Linked DNA regions of Homo sapiens: region 1 is linked to region 2. A link is a loop called in an ENCODE intact Hi-C map of the cell type or tissue named here. Cell type or tissue: sigmoid colon. All regions are shown on one strand. Links, peaks and the distances in the headings refer to the core of each region. The heading gives the core; the rest is flanking DNA.

Evidence for each region. Hi-C counts contacts between places; a loop is a spot of excess contacts. Peaks named below come from ENCODE experiments on the same cell type or tissue, not always from the same donor. Only the 100,000 strongest peaks of a DNase experiment are listed, where the experiment ranks them.
Region 1: a loop joins it to region 2, with 9 times the contacts of the local background. A loop is called at or near these places in 1 of 110 quality-filtered maps.

Annotation. Positions count from the first base shown.
Region 1 is chr4:174,446,368-174,457,259 of GRCh38, reverse strand. No RefSeq gene overlaps it. Among named protein-coding and RNA genes, the nearest start is that of MIR4276, 28 kb to the right of the region's middle. In sigmoid colon, for the core only: no CTCF peak of the experiment used is centred there; no DNase peak of the experiment used is centred there; H3K27ac peaks cover 185 bases.
Region 2 is chr4:172,956,359-172,967,250 of GRCh38, reverse strand. All of the region lies in intron 10 of GALNTL6 (polypeptide N-acetylgalactosaminyltransferase like 6), which reads right to left. Among named protein-coding and RNA genes, the nearest start is that of GALNT7, 210 kb to the left of the region's middle. In sigmoid colon, for the core only: no CTCF peak of the experiment used is centred there; a DNase peak (open chromatin) is centred at 4,420.

The DNA of each region.
Region 1 (10,892 bases), core at 1,982-6,981, 1.5 Mb before region 2:
AAGGTATTAAATGAAGGTGTATAACTACCACTTGTTATTGATCTAGTATTTTATTTTGAGAAAATGCTTTTGTGTGTAAAGTTATAATATTAAGAAAATGTAATGCTTTGCATAGTTTTTAGAAATGAAAAATCCTGTTTTATATGTCTATGATTTGATTTCAGGGGGAAAAAAAAAGCACCATTCAAGCCTCATTTCAAGTACAGTACCAATTTACCAGTAGATTAATGTCAAATCCTTCTATGTTTGAAATTCTGACCTTTTACTTTTATTTTATTTAATCAGAATATATTTTAAATTATACTGTTTAGGCTTCTAGGTTTCAGATTAGCTCAGTCACCAGAAGCCTGTTCTTCTCCACTGGGGTTCTGGCAAAATGGACTAAATCTGGTGGAATATCAAAGTTTATTGAGCCACCGGAACTACAGAGTCAATTTTCCTCATCACTCTCCACTCCACATCCGCACTCCCACCATAAAAACTAGTCATACAATCCAGAAAAGAAACTTAGAGTTACTAAATCAAATAGAGTGTAGCAAAAAATCCCAGTCTCAGAAGAAAGATCAATTTACATTTGTTTATTGATCTCTAACAAAACATTTGTAAGTATGATGCCAAAAATTAAAATTCAGAAAGTCAGCTTAAACACACAAGTCATCATTCTTATAATGGTCCCGTGGCCAGTTGATAATTATGCTTCCTTCTTATAGCCAAAGGATCTGAATCCAATTTCTGCAAAGTGTGTGAAGTACTTACCAGAAAGAACTTTTAAAAATGGCATGAGGCAAACTCCGGATCTTATTTTTTATTTCTCTCTGAAAATCTCTACTTCAAAGACAGAAGCTTTGATTGCCCAAGTGACAGCTTTAGAATATTATATTTGCTAAAATCTTAAAGGAGCAAATTCTTCAGTATGACTTCTAACCTTCAGTATACTGGTATAGTTCCAAGACGGGGGAAAAAAACAACTACAAAACCCTGAGACTGTATATTGAAAAAATACTGAGTGCATGTAAAAGATCTACCATGTTTTATTATTCATAGCTTTCTAGCTCCCAAACATTGGTAGACAACTTCTAAATGTAAAATAAAAAAAGTATAAATAGTATGTGCAGCTCAAGTGCAAGCTTCTGATTTTGAATATAAAATGTAAGAGGAATGAAATATATACTTTGGCCAGGTGCGCTGGCTCATGCCTGTAATCCCGACACTTTGGAGGCCAAGGCAGGAAGATAGTTTGAGCCTACGGGTTCAAGGCCAACCTAGGCAACATAGTGAGACTGCACTTCTACAAAAATTTTTTTAAATTGGCCAGGCATGATGGTGCATGCCTGTACTTCCAGACACTTGGGAGGCTGAGGAATGATGATCGCTTGAGCCTGGGAGTTCAAGGCTGCAGTGAGCCATGATTGTGCCACTGCACTACAGCCTGGGTAACAGATTGAAACCCTGTCTCAAAAAAAAATATATACGAAAAAAAATAAAAAATAAAAAATAAATATATATATACACATATATATACACACATACATAATATATATATATAAAACAAATATTGGGTAATCTATTAACAAGGTAAGCTCTCTATATATAGCTAACAATGTAAGCTATATATATTGCTTACATTGTTAATAAATTATATAGCTTATATTGTTTATATATTATTATATATACTAATGTATATAAAATATATATACTTTATATATATTATATATACTAATGTATATAAAATATATATACTTTATATATATTATATATACTAATGTATATAAAATATATATACTTTATATATATTATATATATATATCTTATATTGTTAATAGATTACCCAATATTCCCATGACATACTGAAACTACTTGACTCACTAGTAGATCTAAGACTAGGATCTAAGCCTCCCCTCCCACAGAATACATCTAAACTTCATTCTACTAGGTTAGATATTGGCCAGTTCATAAGGTACCCACCTCAGGGACAAAGTGCAAAGGCCTCTAAGTAATAGCAGAAAGTCACACCAGTAAAGGTAACTTTCCCTCTGGGTGTGAGTTCTGTTCCTTTATGATTAAGCTAATTTTGATTTTTAAAATTAGCTCCTTGCTTGGCTCTATGTAATTATTAATGCAAGAAAACTGTCTGAGCTGCTGCCTTTGGGTCTACCTTTAGATCTGGTCACTTACCTACATGGCCTCTGAGCTTGCCAAGTCTTTGTATGTTTCTCCCTATAAAGATAAGAAGGAAGTCTTTATCAAAACCTTGGGAAAGGCCGGGCGCGGTGGCTTATGCCTATAATCCCAGCACTTTGGGAGGCCGAGGTGGGCGGATCACAGGGTCAGGAGTTCAAGACCAGCCTGGCCAATATGGTGGTGAAACCCCACCTCTACTAAAAAGATACAAAAATTAGCCTGGCATGGTGGCGGGTGCCTGTAGTCCCAGCTACTCAAGAGGATGAGGCAGGAGGATTGCTTAAACCCGGGAGGAGGAGGTTGCAGTGAGCCAAGATCGTGCCACTGCACCGCAGCCTGGACAACAGAGAGGGACTCTGTCCAAAAAAAACAAAAACAAAAACAAACAAACAAACAAAAAAACCTTGGGGAGACCTTATCAAAATCTTGATCAGGAAGCTAGATCTATTGGCAATGAATAGTTGGGTTTCTGTTTAAGTAATTAATTTCCTCAATTTTTTTTAACATGGAAATTTCACTGGACTGAATCAGGATTTCCCCAATTCTAGTCAAGAAACAGATGGATTCATGAGACCCAAGAGTCTAACTCAGGTCTGAGCAGAACAAGAATTAATTATATAGAACTGAATGAATTGATGAGGGATAGTTGCAGGGTTTTGTTTGGAACACTATTGATGTTTTAACGTTCTATTTTTCCAGATAAATGAAGAGCACCTTTCTCTGAAGCAATCTATCACTCACAACAATTTAGTGGATTATATCTTAATAAACCAAAATGTACATTTACAAATAATGTATTTTTCTTCCTGACTGATTCCTCCAGAATTTGGAAACTCTGATTGAGTATCTTAATTTCATGGCAATGTAAGTATTTGTATAAGTCTGATTAAAAACAAAGAAAATTGGGATATTAAAACTAATAGTAACTATTATAGGATTACTGTGAGTTTTAAAAAGAAAAAATATATAATGCATTTAGAACAATCTCTGAGTTTAGTAAGTACTCAATAAAGTTTATTTTATTCTTATTTTTATTTGTATTGTTTTATTTTTATCAGTTCTCTGTTAGCAATTATCCCAACAGATCCAATGCTGTACTCAAAACACCAACCAGGCATGAACACCTGTCAGGTCCCAGCCCAGCCTGCCCAAGCCTTTGCTCCCCACTCTGCCCTATCCCTTCCAAAAATGGATCAAGAAATTCTACTTTGATGGTGCTAGCAACTTTAGCCAAAGCTGAAATTATTTGAATATCCTGGCTATTCCTTGTGTAAATATATATAGACTGTTATGAAAATGATTCATGAACTTTTCAATTCCATTGTCAGAATATTTCCTCATGTTTAAAGATTATGTGACTAGAATGTTCAATGATAATATAATAAATGTGTATGAATTGCTGCATACAAAAGATTATTATTTTTTTCTTTTCAACTTTTACTTTAGAATTGGGGGTATGCATGGAGGTTTGTTACAAAGCTATATTTCATGATGCTGAGGTTTGAAATATAAATCAATCTGTCATGGAGGTAGTGAGCATAGTACCCAATAGGTAGCTTTTTCAACTTTTACCCCTCTTTTTCTCTTGTATTCTCCAGTGTCTGGTGTTCCCAACAAAAGACTATTATTCAAAGGAAAGAAGCATTTTTTTCATAGGGTTAATGGAATTTCTTTCAATATTCTAGATTTAAATATGGTTTCCCATATAGTGTTTAGTATATGATACTATACTTTTAAAGTCTCCATCCAAAATTCCCATCTTTAATATTTTTTCATTCCATTTTTTTCTCAAAAAACTAGTTTGTTATTGTTAAATTGTTGATATAGCCAAGATAATGCTGCAAAATCCTCAACTATTCTTTCAGTCTTTCTTGTTTAAAGGTGGATATTGTAAAACAAAAGAGCAAGTCTATGAACTACATGTATATACTTCTGTTAAGAGATAAAATCCAAAAGGCTCTAAAAATACTGTACTGAACTTTCCATCAGAAGGGAAAGTTTTAATTATTAGAGGTTAACAAGTTTTGTGTAAGCATTAATCAAGTTCGCTCCAAACTGTATGTGTCTGGATGTTGCTGAATATCTGCCCTTGGGCAAGCCTTCATAGTCTTAACTTGCTTATTCATACTGTTTCTTTTTTCTTTTGGTTTTAACTCATAACATGTTCTTCTTAATGTATTACATAGTGAAGAATTTAGGACACTAGCTGTTTGCAAATACACTGGAGCTGAGATTACTTCAGGGGCTAGAGCTATGTATAAACTCAGACTGAGGTAAATCATGTAAACATTTCAGTCTTTGTTTAAAAGAAGTCATTTTTTATTATATGCTTTTTTTTTTTTTTTTTTCTGGGCAGGATGCCTCTACCTGCCCTGTTTTCTTCTCTTTTATCAGTCTTTTTATTTACATAGCAGTTTCCTTCAACTTGTAACTTACAAATTAACTTGACATAAAGCTGTTTCTTTCTCGATGAGAAAAAGAAAATATGCCATGTATTCTACTTTTTTTATTAAACCATCTGGACCTCTGGAAGCAGAGCCCAAACCTAACAGCCTCTCACGATATAAAATAAATATGCATTATTCTATGGAGGAAACTAAAACAGGGCTGTCCTTTCTTCATCTCTCCACTAATGGAAAGAAGTTTAATTTATGGGGATTTCTGCGAAGGGGAGTCTGTACCACAGGAGGAGGTATAATAGCAATTACCAAAAAAAAAAAAAAAAAAATACAAAATGCCAGAGTTTCAGTACCAAGTAATTAAACACCTCCCAGACCTTTAAAAGTTTGCTCAAGGTCCATTTGATTTTTAACAGAGGCTTTAAATATATAGGAAGGAGAGGATAAATTTCCAAATCAAAATGTTCTTAATGGATGGCAACTGGAGAAAAACAATGGCAGGTTGTTTTCTCAGTCATTCTGTTAAGTTTGCATCATAAGACTTAATAAACAAAGAGTGTTTACAGCATACAGTGGCTGTGAGAACACAGGTGGAGTGTTAAGCATGTAAATGGCACTAGTATACATAACTAAGGTGTTCCATTTCCGAATGTGACCTCTCAAAATGACAGGGTTTTACCCTGGCATAGTGCCTCTGAACAATTAAAAGCAATAGATAGCCACTGTGAAGGTAATAGGATTTAATCTGTGTGTTCAGTCAGCTGCTATTACACAACTGGGAAAAAAACTGCATTCCTAGGTAATCTGAGTCTTAAAGAGACATAATGCACGTTGATCATTTAGTCCACTACATCCATGGACCTATTATCAAAGTTTCACAGAATCAGAAATAGGAGCTGAAATAGCAAGTGCTTTTCTGTCTTTACTCTAACATAGAATTATTCTCTATGAAATAACCACATACAATACCCCAAACACAACATTTTTTACATAAAGCTAATGCCCCCAGCTCACCACGGATATTTTCATAAACACAAAAGAACAGTTTTACTTTATACAAAGCAATAGATGTCTAATACATTCATATCCACAATTGCATCATGCATAGACAAAAATGCCATTAAATTATATTTATTTGGGCAATTTTATGATTTTCAGATTTGGACCAGAATTTTTATGCTAGTCTGTCACCTGTCGCCTGTCATACAGAATGTTAGTGCACACCAAAACCATCCTTGAAGATGCTATCTTCCCTTTATTAATCTCAGGGAACTGATAGTCTATCTTTCAATACCTTTCACCTCCATAGAGAGATGGGTTTCTGAATGTGCCTGTTGAATATACTCTTTCACCTCCAAGGGCCTCCAGGCTAAAGTACTGCTACAAAAGCAAAACTCAGGTTCAAGAGTGCCTATACCATACACAAGTTAAGTTTTTTTCTCACTGGTATTTACAAAACCTCCTGATTGTCTATAGCTTTTCTTGATAGCTGGGGCCATGCCTGAATGGCAGGCTAAGTCTTGTACATCTCTAAGATTTTGGATCCCCTTAGGCCAGATTTCTGGAATTGGAAGCGATTTGGAGAGAGCAATTTCAAATCTTTGCTCCAAGAAAGTAGTAACATAATTTCCCACTAAAACTATGGCGATTTGTATCTTTAAAGAACAAAAGCCAACGGACTGTCATCAGGCTCAAAGAAAATATTGGCATTTTTCAAAAAAAGCTAGTACTTTTTCAGCCCAACTCTTTTCTTTGGCAAAATCTTGTGGATCATATTTGGAACTTCTGTAGACATTTCAAACTCACAGATCCATGTGTTTTAAATGAAGATTGCCTGCATAGGCTATGGAACAAGATTTACCTTTATCACTGGATCACTACACCACAAAATGAACATTATTTGAAGCCACACCTTTTTTGTGAGGTTGACAAAACAAGGCAGCCAGATTTGAAAGGTTATGAATTCTGCAATGGAACTTGATTCATGGCATCTAATAAAGATATTTGAATGCTCCTGCCAAGTTCAGCAACAAGACTTGCCAGAACATAGAATCTCAAGTAAGCCTACCCTTAATCTTCTGTGAGAAAAGAAAACAGGCCCAACAGCAGCAGCGGCTGGATTTGAGAATTCATCCCTGCATTTTTTTCTCTTAATAAAGGTCAGCTATACCACTGAGAAACAACGTATCAGTAACACCTGATACTGTTCAGAACATTCAGCAAGAAGAGAGGCCTTCTGGTCATTTAGGAATGTATCTACATTGTATGAATTACCTCCTTTTTATAGTTGTTTATCACTAAATACAGACAGCCTTCGGATTATTCCAGTTAATTGGGAGTGAGAAGGATAGACGAGAGAGGACAAGATCAAAGAGATAGGCAATAAAAAGCTCAACTGTAGTTGGCTTTCAATTTTGTTTTTATTCTTGCACTGGAATATGGGTGTGCCTGGCATTCTGAGAATTTGCATTTCAGACAAAGTAATAAAAGTAGGCCATAGAGACCTGAATCTGAGAAACTGAAAAGTCCTTGGAGCTCTCTGTCTGCTCAACTTCTCCTGATCAACACATTCCCTGCTGGAAATGGACATTTCCATTTCTCCAAGTATTGTCTGACCTAAGTGGAGTGGAATGTTTCTTGTTTATCAACAAGAACATGAGAGCAAAATATTCTACAGAACGGATGATGTAAAATGATGATTGATTTATTGTTTCCAGAGAAAATCTGTGGAATAGAATCAATGTCCTTCTCGGGAAATTGAAACTTGTCACACATTTCAGAGATATTTAGCCTAATATATTTGATAAATGCATACATTTTTCAAAATGAGATTGCTTCTGGAGATTTTGCTACCTCTCACTTCCCCACATACCCACACCCACAAACTTCCCACATCCCTAAGAAACCGACATGATCCAGTTAGTGGTCCAGAGGGATGGAAGCCCAGGAAACGGCAGAAATAGACCCACCCCTGAGCAATGGAATAGTGAGAGACAGCTCAAGAACATCTTTCACCTGGAAGAGTGACCCCTCCCCAGTGCTGGGTCAGTGATATTGCTACAAGGTGAAGAAGATTTTAAAATTTATTTAACCTACACATTCTACCATTTTGAAAGATGTAAACATTTATATATTTGGCAGGTGGGATAAACTAAATGTTCACTCATGGAGATATTGCCATTAATGTGGCTGCTAGAAAAAGTTTTAGTACATGACTTTGAAGTTTTACAATCATTTTCCTAATGCCAAGTCCTTTAAATTACTGTGATGAGCTGAACAGAGTGCACAGATGACTTAAGTCTGGAAAGTTGTTCACCAGAAAACATTTCATTTCAGTTAGAGTTGTCTCAGTAGGACAGATACCTCTAAACAATACTAATTCAAGGCCTTGGCTAACATATTGGTTATGGAGAGCAGTGCTTTATCACCAAGTTTTGGATGCATTTGCGTAATATCTAGAGGATTGAATTATATACATGGCAAATCAAAGTGACAAATATTAGTTACACAACTTAAATTCTAAAAAATATCTAATGATGAGACATTTTAAATTAAAATCAGAAATTCATCCCTTTTTAAACATGAGTTGAAAAATTAACAACATTTTTAACCAATCTATGCAAAAGCAAGGAATGTAAACTTTTGTTAAATTAGTAAACGCTACTGATTTTATAATTGATGCTTTAAACTTACGTCTTTTTTTTTTTTTCTTAGACAGAGTCTCACTCCATCTGCCAGGCTGCAGTACAGTAGTGTGCTCTAGGCTCACTGCAACCTCCACCTTCCAGGTTCAAGTGATTCTCCTGCCTCAGAATCCCAAGTAGCTAGGACTACAAGCAAGCACCACCATGCCCAGCTAATGTTTGTATTTTTATAGAAATGGGGTTTCACCATGTTGCCCAGACTGGTCTTGAACTCCTGGCCTCAGGTGATCTACCCAAAGTGCTGGGATTACAGGCTTGAGCCACCGCACCCAGCCTCAACTTCCATCTAGATTGCAAAAAAGGATAATTTAGATCAGCTAGGCACTCACAAGATGATCAGTGAAACCCAGTTTAACTCAAATTGGCATTTTAACTCAATATGAACAAATTTTGTACTGAAGAAACACATTTTTACAAGCCAACAGAAATAGGGAAGTATAACTGCAAATACATAAGCTGACAGTAGGTAGGGAATAAGCCAAAAAAAATCTTCATGCTCTTTGGCATAGTTGGCGTAAATGTTGCCTGAAAGTATGAATCATAAGTACAAAGTCAATGCAGATGGGACAGCCCATATACAAAAGACCAGTATTTATCCTATAATATTCTCAGGACTAACTGTGACAGGTATTAGAAAAACATGCAACATAACAAAAAAAGTGAGAAAATGGTCATCCTTTTTCAAAGGATTCAATCTTGGTCATCCAAAAGTTGCTCTAGAGACTAGAGAATGTACATCATTTATTTATTCAAAAGACACCAACTAGATTACCTTCAGCATGATGACATTAGAATAGCTATACTTCAACTACAGATGTGTACATTAATTGGGCAAGCAGAGCCACACATAATCTCAAGTGACTCACTTTGGACCTTTGGACTTTGGAATGTCCTAAGGGCTTTCAGCAGGTTCACAATCCTCATTAAAGTTTATATATATATATATATATATATATATATATATATATATAAATAAACTTTATACATATATACACACTATATATATACACACACATATGTGTATATATATACACATATGTATATACATATACACATGTGTGTGTGTGTGTGTGTGTGTGTGTGTGTATATGCACTATATGTCAAGGAACGTGGGAAACCTCTAGCTACTGACAGGCATCCTTGACTGTCAGTCAAGGAACTGAATTCTGCCAAAAACAAGGATGAACTTGTAAATGGGTTTTTCCCCAGAATCTCCAGACAATAACTAAGCCCAGCCTACACTTTGATTATAGGCTTATGAGACCTTGAACAAAGACTTCAGTCATTCCACAGGAGTTCAGAACATGCCACCCAAAATATGCAGCGTGGGCATATCGGTTATTTTGAGCTAAAGGTGCTTGAGAAACAGCAGATGCAGAAAGGGGTCTCTGATCTCCATGTTTCTACCTAAAACCATGTCATAAAAATTCCCATGAGAATGGGAGACTGGGTGTTGATATCCACCAAAATGGATCTGTATAAACAAACCTACTAAAATAACCCTTATCTTTCATAGTTTCCCCCATATATTTCCTAATCATTTTCCCACTCCTGGAAACTTAACTCCCTTTTTATTTGTCTTGTTTCTTCTGCACAGATTCATCATTCTTTGGTTTTAAAAAGGTACATAAGTTCTCAATTCCAACTTAACTAGAAGTTTTGTTGACTTCTTTCTTTCCTAATCTGAAAACTTTATCTTATTACCACTTCTCCTTCAGTTTTGTTAGCCAAAAAAGGAAATATCCTGCTATTTAAAAAAAAAAAACAAAACAAAACACCTTTTACCTGTACTAAGAATCTCATCTTTATCTGTTTCTTCTTCAGCCTTATTTTATGAATTATCTCTTGGATATCAAGTGAATTCTTCCCTAATGGCTGATTCCAAGCAACTGCTCTGTCCTACTTTTATGCTCACTGAATGGTATTCCCCATTCTCCCTCACAAGTTTCACTTTCTTATTTTCACTCTTCAATGATGAATTTCTCAGGAGGGGTTTTGCTTGCGTTATTGCTTTTACACTGTCTACCTTAGTGCCTTCACAGCTAAACACCCTCTGTTTCATGTTTCATGAAACATGCAGTAAACTGCTCTGACCTTTATGTTGAGCTTTGTCAGGGTAAGCAACTCTGCTACCTTAGCCAAAACCAGGAAGGATGGGGAACCTAAAGTACCACCTCAAGATGGAGTAACTTCTAGACTACTCTTCAGACTTTCTGCTACTTCTTGTGTTTATTCTGGTAATCTGTGTCATTCAAGGAGTATGTCCATTAATCAAAGTTACCAAATGTATTGTCATCACATTGTTCATATTCCCTTGTTATTCTTTAAATGTTGATAGGATCTAGACTGATGGCTTTTCCTTTATTTCTGATGTATTAGTCTGTTCTTGCACTGCTAAAAGACATACCTGAGACTGGGTAATTTATAAAGGAAAGAGGTCTAAGTGGCTGATAGTTCTAGTTCTGTGGGCTGTGCAGGCTTTTGCTTCTGGAGAGACCTCAGGAAACTTACAATCATGGACGAAGGCAAAGGAGAAGCAGGCATATCTTCACATGGCTGGCAGGAAGAGAGAGAGTGAAGGAAGAAGTGCTACACGCTTTCAAACAAC
Region 2 (10,892 bases), core at 2,187-7,186:
CAAGCTCTATAAAAAGGAAAAGGTCTAAGGGAAAATGTAAGTGAAGGCTGAGCAAAATACAACTAGGTTATCAATTACACAAACAGAGAACTTTGGAAATATAAGGTAAACGTTAATTCCTGCATCTCCTAAAGTCAATAGGAGGAAATGCAATCAAGTGGATCAAAGACACGGAGATAATTGTGAGAAAATGAAACACGGAGAAAGAATTTAGCCACGGAGGCCGATGGGGAGCACACCTCCCAAACCACGACAGAGGTAGCTATGTTTTGGGTTGCTTACAAAATCTAAGACTGACCGATGACCTTGAGGTTGCTAAAAAGGTCTCTCCTGTGAATGTAAGAGACAACTTACCTTTTAGCGGCACAGTCACCACACTTCTCAGAGCTTGGGGCAGTGCCCACGGTGGCCTGCTGCTAACACAGCGGCTCACTACATTTCAAGGACACTTAGAGGAATATTGGCTCTCATCTTTAACTGTTGCCTGCCTGCAGATGATTAAAATCAAATTTCAAGCCCAATAATGCATACTGGCATTAGTCTTAGAATTGACTCCCTGGGCTGGGCGCGGTGGCTCACGCCTGTAATCCCAGCACTTTGGGAGGCCGAGGCGGGTGGATCACCTGAGGGCAGTTCAAGATCAGTCTGGCCAACATGGAGAAACTCCGTCTCTACTAAAAATACCAAAATTAGCTGGGCGTGGTGGCGCATGCCTGTAATCCCAGCTACTTGGGAAGCTGAGGCAGGAGAGTCGCTTGAACTCGGGAGGCAGAGGTTGCAGTAAGCCGAGATCATGCGACTGCACTCCAGCCTGCGTGACAGAGCAAAACTCCATCTCAAAAAAAAAAAAAGATCGACTCCCTGTTTTAAAAAATTTCATCCCAGGACCCCAGGAACCTCCGTTGCTCCTTTTTAATTGGCTGCGCTATTCTTGTCCACCAGCTTGTGGATGGTTACTGGATGTTTAAGGCAAGTTGAGGGCAGTTGCCACTGTAGAGGCCACTCTTAGTTATCACAGAAGCCAGCAGGTCACTATGTCACCCCATTGGTAGGGTGGAGGTATTCCTATGTCCGAGACCGGAAAAATTATATTGAATTTTTGTACATATGCTAACTTTCTAAGGCTGTGGATTAGAAATTTTGCTATGATAGTTCAGTGAATTCTATTCAATTCTCTTAATTTTTCAGTCTAACATTCTCCCAACTGATTTATTTTGGCAAAGATTAATTTTATTCATTCTATTTAAATTCTATTAATTTAGTGTCATTCTTGGAATTAGAAAGGCACTAATTTTCACTGAAAATTAAATACTAAGATGAATTGATGAGTAGGCTAACATACACTTAAAATGTCATGGACTCCTGTCACACAAATCCAAAAAAGTATATATTTATGTGTGTTAACATATATCAAATACAAATACATATGTTTATAAAATAAACAGAAAGATAAGACAGAATGTTTTGTTTGCCAAATTTATATATGCCATACAGGAGAAGAAAAAAAATATTGGTTAACTCGGAAGCACCTCTAATTCTGTTATGACTTGAATTAAATTGCCACTGTTGGGGCACTAAGATGTCCAATTTGCTCGTCTGGGAATGTGGAATTAAAATTGTTTTTTTTTTTTTAATTTTTACTTTTAATTTTTATTTTATTTATTTTTTTGAGACAGAGTCTCACTCTGTCACCCAGGCTGGATGCAGTGGCGCAATCTCAGCTCACTGCAAGCTCTGCCTCCTGGGTTCACGCCATTCTCCCACCTCAGCCTCCCGAGTAGCTGGGACTACAGGCGCCTGCCACCACGCCCAGCTAATTTTTTGTATTTTTAGTAGAGACGGGGTTTCACCATTCACAGGGTGGTCTCAATCTCCTGACCTTGTGATCCTCCTGCCTCAGCCTCCCAAAGTGCTGGGATTACAGGCATGAGCCACTGCGCCTGGACAAATTGTGTTTATTATAGGACACTTTAGGTTTGTCTTCATAGCCCTGTCTCAATGTTGAAAACTCAGAAAGCACAGAAATATTTGAGAGGGTAATGCAGTTCTTTATGTGTTCTTACATTTTTCCCAACCTCGTTTTTGAGCCCCAGAGAGATGACTTAGCATAGTGTACCAGCACTGCCTCTGCCTGAGAAAATAAATGACAGATCAAGTCAAGTCTAATACAGTCTGAATGATAAATCATCTCTGAATGAGTGCTTAATTTAAAGATCTGGGTTGATGAGATATAGCACTTAAAGGGCAGAGGCAGTTTGCCGCGTAGTTGCCAGGGAAATAGCAGGACAATCTCACTTTGCAGCTTTCCTGGTTGTGAGACTAGATTGCAGGGGAATTCAGGAAAGTTGGCTTTGGCTCTCCCAAAAGAATGTGAGGGAGCCTCGCTCGTTGTGCAGAAAGCACCTGCTTTTTACTCCTGCATCACACATCAGCAGCACTCACACAGAATTTCTTTGAAAGAGACAACATCGCATCCTCAGATGGTCTTTGAGATAATGCATCTCCTAGTGTTGAACTTCCTTTCGTGTAAGCTGATAGGGAGAAACCTGAAAAGCCTTGTGCACTGCCAGAACATTAGAAGAAAGAAGCAAGCAGGTGAAAAGAAGTTAAGAACAGCAGCCTGCAGCAGAAGAGGAGAACTGGAATTATTTAGGGTGCCTGTCTTTGTGAATGTTCCACAATTCGGGGTGACATTAATCTTGAGGAAGGAATTCAAATAAACAGCCTAGGTAGTTCGGTATTGACATGAATTTTTAAAATAAAGATTTTTTAAAAAGTTTGCACAATCGCAAGGTGACAAATGGATGTACCCAGATTGGCACATTGAGGACAGTAAGCAGACACTTCTTAAAAGAATTTATGGCACTGGTTGGAAAAGACACGTTTGTCTATTTTACATCTTTTATTCCTTCTTACACATGATATTTAGAATTCTGCAGAACTCTTCTTTTTAGACTATAAAGGAGCACTCTAAATGACTTTAGCAAATTCATGAATTCTAAGGAGGAGAAGGCGAAAATAATAGGGAATTCAGTTTCTTTCATTTAGCATCTTGACACAAAAAGAGGCACTCCATATGTGAGTGGTTTAAGAATAGTTTTCCACTTTAAACCTGTTCTTACCCTATCCAACATAGCATGGGGGAAAGCACATTGCTTCTATTTGAACAGCACTGAGGGCTGTTCAATTTATTCCATGGTTCAGAATCCTATTTATTCTCTCTGGGACTCATCACCTCCCCACTCTACCCACTCTCCTTGCCTACCAGAGGATGGAATGACTTCTGGAGAGTACTGCTATATCAGATATGACTGTAATCTCTTCTGCCTTTTAAGTAGGAAGCTGGTAGGCAGAGTTTGGAAATTGCTGAACAGAGGCTTTTAACTTTTGGAGTTTCTCCTTCTTCCCCATAGGATGTCAGAACGGAATATTTTGTAACTTGTTTAACTATCAAATGGACCACAGACCCGACTGTTCATGAGAATCAGTTACCTGAGAGTCATTACTCAAACTGCCTTTCTGGCCGAGCTTTCCAAAGAAGTGGACTTTGTGTGGCCATGGAGGGAGTGACTGTCTAGTGTGCCCTGGGGTGGCTTCACACACACAGGTGTGTGGGCAAAGCTGTGAATGGCAGGTGGGACAACAGGGAGCCAGGATCCCCCATTCATTCATCTTTCATTCATTCAACAAATATTTATGAAGCACCTACTATATGCTAGACACTATGTCTTTCTGCGAAAGAGCAGTAGCAACACAACAAACCAACAAAATCCTTGTGTCACCGAGTTTACTTTCTAGTGGGAGAGATAGATGAGAAACATGATAAAAAAATAAATTACATGGCTTGTTATATAGTGATGGATGCTAGGGAGAAAAATAAAGGAGGAAAGGGAGTAGGGAGTGTTTAAGTATGCATGTGGATGTGTGTGGGTGTTGTTGCAATTTTAGATAGGATGACTAGGGAAGACCTTACTGAGAAGATGAATTTTTGAGTGAGGACCAGAAGGAAGTAAGGGCGGGAGCCATATGATTTCTGAGACTGGAGGATTCTAAGCTGCAGGAATAGTAAATGCAAAGGTGCTGAGGTCAGACTGACCTGGCCTGTGTGAAGACTGGTGACGAGGACAGTGGGCCCTGAGAGGAGGAAGCCAGGGGGTGAGGAGTCAGAGAGGAGGTTGGAGGGGACACAACAGGGGTCAGATTGTTTAGAATCTTATAGGTAAGGACTTTCATTTTTACCTAGAAATAGATGGCAGCCAGTGAAAGCTTGAATGGAGGAGTGGTGGCCTCGTCTCCAGTTTGTTTTAAGTGGACTGTGTTGAGAATAAACCGAAGCGCGGCAGGCAGAAGCAGGGAGATGAGCCAGGAGACAAGTGCAGTAATCCAGCTGAATTTGTCAGGGAAATGAGTGGCGGTTTATAGGCTGTTTATGGTCTGTAACATATCCTTTACAAGCTGAGTTCCAAGTACCAGAGCCAAAAATTGCCTAAGCACGTCATTGTTTACCCAGAATCAGGCTGGCGCAGACAAGCAGGTGGAAAACTGTTCCAAGTACAAGTGCATAAAATGGTGAGTTGCCCTGCTTCTTGGCCCAGATCTCCCATAAAGGAATCTTGTGTTTACATTGCTGGAGGTTTGTGGTTCCTTCCCATAAATGCTTAAAAAGAACCACCGAGTCTGCATTCTCCTTTTCACTTTCTTACTAAAATAATAATTGACTTATTACATTTATTTAGGAACTCCGCCCATTCTGACAATTAATTTAAAGTTTATAGGAAACTAAAAAGCTCTTTCAGATACTGGATTGGATCCTGGAACAGAAAAAGGACGTTAGCAAAAAAAACTAGTGAAATCTGAATAAAGTCTTGTTTAGTTAATAGTATTATACTAATGTTAATTACTTAGCTTGATTAAATATACCACAGTTAATGTGGTAAATGTCAGGCCTCTGAGCCAAAGCTAAGCCATCATATCCCCTGTGACCTGCACGTACACATCCAGATGGCCAGTTCCTGCCTTAACTGATGACATTCCACCACAAAAGAAGTGAAAATGGCCTGTTCCTGCCTTAACTGATGACATTACCTGGTGAAATTCATTTTCCTGGCTCATCCTGGCTCAAAAGCTCCCCCACTGAGCACCTTGTGACCCCCACCCTTGCCAGCCAGAGAACAACCCTCCCCTTTGACTGTAATTTTCCTTTACCTACCCAAATCCTATAAAATGGCACCACCCCATCTCCCTTTGCTGACTCTCTTTTCGGACTCAGCCCACCTGCACCCTGGTGAAATAAACAGCCTTGTTGCTCACACAAAGCTTGTTTGGTGGTCTCTTCACACAGACATGCGTGAAATTTGGTGCCATGACTCAGATCGGGGGACCTCCCTTGGGAGATCAATCCCCTGTCTTCCTGCTCTTTGTTCCATGAGAAAGATCCACCTACAACCTCTGGTCCTCAGACCAACCAGCCCAAGGAACATCTCACCAATTTAAAATCTGGTAAGCAGCCTCTCTTTATTCTCTTCTCCAGCCTCTCTCACTATCCCTCAACCTCTTTCTCCTTTCAATCTTGGCACCATCTTTCAATCTCTCCCTTCTCTTAATTTCAATTTCTTTCCTTTTCTGATAGAGACAAAGGAGACACGTTTTACCCGTGAACCCAAAACTCTGGTGCCGGTCACGGACTTGGGAAGACAGTCTTCCCTTAGTGTGTAATCACGTGGGGATGCCTGCCTGATTATTCACCCACATTTCAGAGGCGTCTGACCACGTGGGGACGCCTGCCTTGGTCCTTCACCCTTAGCAGCAAGTACCGCTTTTCTGGGGGGGCAAGAACCCCCAACCCCTTATCTCCATGTCTCTACACCTTCTCTGCTTTTCTGGGAGGCAAGAACCCCCCGACCCCTTCTCTCTCTCTACCCCTTCTCCACTTTCCTGGGGGGGCAAGCACCCCCCACCCCTTCTCTCTGTGTCTCTACCCCTTCTCCGCTTTTCTGGTGGGCAAGAACCCCCCAACCCCTTCTCCCCGTGTCTCTACCCCTTCTCCACTTTCCTGGAGGGCAAGCACCCCCCACCCCTTCTCTCTGTGTCTCTACCCCTTCTCCGCTTTTCTGGTGGGCAAGAACCCCCCAACCCCTTCTCCCCATGTCTCTACCCCTTCTCCACTTTCCTGGAGGGCAAGCACCCCACACCCCTTCTCTCTGTGTCTCTACCCCTTCTCCGCTTTTCTGGTGGGCAAGAACCCCCCAACCCCTTCTCCCCGTGTCTCTACCCCTTCTCCACTTTCCTGGAGGGCAAGCACCCCCACCCTTTCTCTCCAAGTCTCTACTCTCTCTTTTCTCTGGGCTTGCCTCCTTCACTATGGGCAGCCTTCCACCCTCCATTCCTCCTTCTTCCTTAGCCTGTGTTCTCAAGAACGTAAAACCTCTTCAACTCATACCTGACCTAAAACCTAAATGCCTTATTTTCTTCTACAATGCCACTTGACCCCAATACAAACTCGACAGTCATTCCAAATAGCCAGAAAATGGCACTTTTGATTTTTCCATCCTACAAGATCTAGATAATTCTTGTCGTAAAATGGGCAAATGGTCTGAGGTGCCTGGTGTCCAGGCATTCTTTTACACATTGTTCCCTCCCTAGTCTCTGTTCCCAATGCGACTTATCCCAAATCTTCCTTCTTTCCCTCCTGCCTGTCCCCTCAATCCCAACCCCAAGCGTCGCTGAGTCTTTCTAATCTTCCTTTTCTACAGACCCATCTGACCTCTCCCCTCCTCCCCAGGCTGCTCCTCGCCAGGCTGAGCCAGGTCCCAATTCTTCCTTAGCCTCTGCTCCCCAACCCTATAATCCTTTTATCACCTCCCCTCCTCACACCCGGTCTGGCTTACAGTTTCGTTCCGTGACTAGCCCTCCCCAACCTGCCCAGCAATTTCCTCTTAAACAGGTGGCTGGAGCTAAAGGCATAGTCAAGGTTAATGCTCCTTTTTCTTTATCTGACCCCTCCCAAAATCAGTTAGCGTTTAGGCTCTTTTTCGTCGAATATAAAAACCCAGCCCAGTTTTTGGCTTGTTTGGCAGCAACCCTGAGACGCTTTACAGCCCTAGACCCTGAAAGGTCAGAAGGCCGTCTTATTCTTAATATGCATTTTATTTTATTACCTAATCTGCTCCTGACATTAAATAAAACTCCAAAAATTAAATTCTGGCCCTCAAACCCCACAACAGGACTTAATTAACCTCACCTTTAAGGTGTACAATAATAGAGTAGAGGCAGCCAAGTAGCAATGTATTTCTGAGTTGCAATTCCTTCCCTCCACTGTGAGACAAACCCCAGCCACATCTCCAGCACACAAGAACTTCCAAACGCCTAAACCGCAGCAGGCAGGCATTCCTCCAGGCCCACCTCCTCCAGGAGCTTGCTACAAGTGCTGGATATCTGGCCACTGGGCCAAGGAATGCCCGCAGCCCAGGATTCCTCCTAAGCCATGTCCCATCTGTGCAGGACCCCACTGAAAATCGGACTGTTCAACTCACCTGGCAGCCACTCCCAGAGCCCCTGGAACTCTGGCCCAAGGCTCTCTGACTGACTCCTTCCCAGATCTTCTCAGCTTAGCGGCTGAAGACTGACGCTGCCTGATTGCCTCAGAAGCCCCCTAGACCATCAAGGATGCCGATCTTCAGGTAACTCTCACAGTGGAGGGTAAGTCTATCCCCTTCTTAATCAACATGGAGTCTACTCACTCCACATTAGCTTCTTTTCAAGGGCCTGTTTCCCTTGCCTCCATAACTGTTGTAGGTATTGACGGCCAGGCTTCTAAACCTCTTAAAACTCCCCAACTCTGGTGCCAACTTAGACAATGCTCTTTTAAGCACTCATTTTAGTTATCCCCACCTGCCCAGCTCCCTTATTAGGTCCAGACATTTTAATTAAGTTATCTGCTTCCCTGACTATTCCTGGGCTATAGCCACACCTCATTGCCACCTTTTCCCCCAGTTCAAAGCCTCCTTCACATCCTCTCCTTGTATCTCCCCACCTTAAACCACAAGTATAGGACACCTCTACTCCCTCCTCAGTGACCGATCATGCACCCCTTACCATCTCATTAAAACCTAATCACCCTTACCCCACTCAATGCCAATATCCCATCCCGCAGCGCACTTTAAAAGGATTAAAGCCTGTTATCACTCGCCTGCTACAGCATGGCCTTTTAAAGCCTATAAACTCTCCATACAATTCCCCGATTTTACCTGTCCAAAAACCAGACAAGCCTTACAGGTTAGTTCAGGATCTGTGCCTTATCAACCAAATTGTTTTGCCTATCCACCCCATGGTGCCAACCCCATATGCTCTCCTATCCTAAATACCTCCCTCCACAAACCCATTATTCTATTCTGGATCTCAAACATGCTTTCTTTACTATTGCTTTGTACCCTTCACCCCAGCCTCTCTTCGCTTTCACTTAGACTGACCCTGACATCCATCAGGCTCAGCAAATTACCTGGGCTGTACTGCCTCAAGGCTTCACAGACAGCCCCCATTACTTCAGTCAAGCCCAAATTTCTTCCTCATCTGTTACCTATCTCGACATAATTCTCATAAAAACACACGTGCGCTCCCTGCCGATCATGTCTGACTGATCTCTCAAACCCCAACACCTTCTACAAAACAACAACTCCTTTCCTTCTTAGGCATGGTTGGATACTTTCGACTTTAGATACCTGGTTTTGCCATCCTAACAAAACCATTATATAAACTCACAAAAGGAAACCTAGCTGACCCCACAGATCCTAAATCCTTTCCCCACTCCTCTTTCTGTTCCTTGAAGACAGCTTTAGAGACTACCCCCACCCTAGCTCTCCCTGACTCATCCCAACCCTTTCCATTACCCACAGCCAAAGTGCAGGGCTGTGCAGTCGGAATTCTTACACAAGGACCAGGACCGCACCCTGTAGGCTTTTTATCCAAACAACTTGACCTTACTGTTTTGCCTAGCCCTCAAGTCTGCGTGCAGCGGCTGATGCTGCCCTAATACTTTTAGAGGCCCTTAGAATCACAAACTATGCTCAACTCATTCTCTACAGTTCTCATAACTTCCAAAATCTATTTTCTTCCTCACACCTGACACATACACTTTCTGCTCCCTGGCTCCTTCAGCTGTACTCACTCTTTGTTGAGTCTCCCACAGTTACCATTGTTTCTGGCCCGGACTTCAATCCGGCCTCCTACATTATTCCTGATACCACACCTGACCCCCATGACTGTATCTCTCTAATCCACCTGACATTCACTCCATTTCCCCATATTCTTTCATGTTCCTCACCCTGAACAGACTTGGTTTATTGATGGCAGTTCCACCAGGCCTAATCACCACTCACCAGCAAAGGCAGGCTATGCTATATTATCTTCCACATCTATCATTGAGGCTACTGCTCTGCCCCCCTCCACTACCTCTCAGCAAGCCGAACTCATTGCCTTAAATCAAGCCCTCACTCTTGCAAAAGGACTACACGTCAATATTTATACTGACTCTAAATATGCCTTCCATATCCTGCACCACCATGCAAGAGGTTTTCTCACTACACAAGTGTCCTCTATCATTAATGCCTCTTTAATAAAAACGCTTCTCAAAGCCGCTTTACTTCCAAAGGAAGCTAGAGTCATTCACTGCAAAGGCCATCAGAAGGCATCAGATCCTATCGCTCAGGACAATGCTTATGCTGATAAGATAGCTAAAAAAGCAGCTAGCGTTGCAACTTCTATTCCTCACTTTCAGTTTTTCTCCTTCTCATCTGACCACTCCCACCTACTGCCCCGCTGCCCTGCTGAAACTTCCACCTATCAGTCTCTTCCCACACAAGACAAATGGTTCTTAGACCGAGGAAAATATCTCCTTCCAGCCACACAGGCCCATTCTATTCTGTCATCATTTCATAACCTCTTCCATGTAGGTTACAAGCCACTAGCCCATTTCTTAGAACCTCTTATTTCCTTTTCATCATGGAAATCTATCCTCAAGGAAATCACTTCTCAGTGTTCCATCCGCTATTCTACTACTCCTCAGGGATTATTCAGGCCCCCTCCCTTCCCTACACATCAAGCTCGGGGATTTGCTCCCGCCCAGGACTGGCAAATTGGCTTTACTCAACATGCCCTGAGTCAGGAAACTATAAAATACCTCTTGGTCTAGGTAGACACTTTCACTGGATAGGTAGAGGCCTTTCCCACAGGGTCTAAGAAGGCCACCACGGTCATCTCTTCTCTTCTGTCAGACGTAATTCCTCGGTTTGGCCTTCCCACCTCTATACAGTCCTATAACAGATCGGCCTTTACTAGTCAAATCACCCAAGCAGTTTCTCAGGCTCTTGGTATTCAGTGGAAACTTCATATCCCTTACTGTCCTCAATCTTCAGGAAAGGTAGAATGGACAAATGGTCTTTTAAAGACACACCTCACCAAGCTCAGCCTCCAACTTAAAAAGGACTGGACAATACTTTTACCTCTTTCCCTTCTCATAATTCAGGCCTGTCCTCAGAATGCTACAAGGTACAGCCCATTTGAGCTCCTGTATAGACGCTTCTTTTTATTAGGCCCCAGCCTCATTCCAGACACCAGACCAACTTGGACTGTGCCCCAAAAAACTTGTCATCCCTACTGTCTTCTGTCTAGTCATACTCCTATTCACTGTTCTCAGAAAAACTGCCGGTTTTCACTGCTTCTCCAAGCCATCACAGCTGATATCTCCTGGTGCTATCCCCAAACCGCCACTCTTGACTCCCTCTTAAAGTAAATAAATAATCTTTGCTGGCAGGGCTATGCTGAATCTCCTTAGGCACTCTCTAATTAGATGTCCTAGGTCTTCCCAATTCTTAGTCCTTTAATACCTGTTTTTCTCC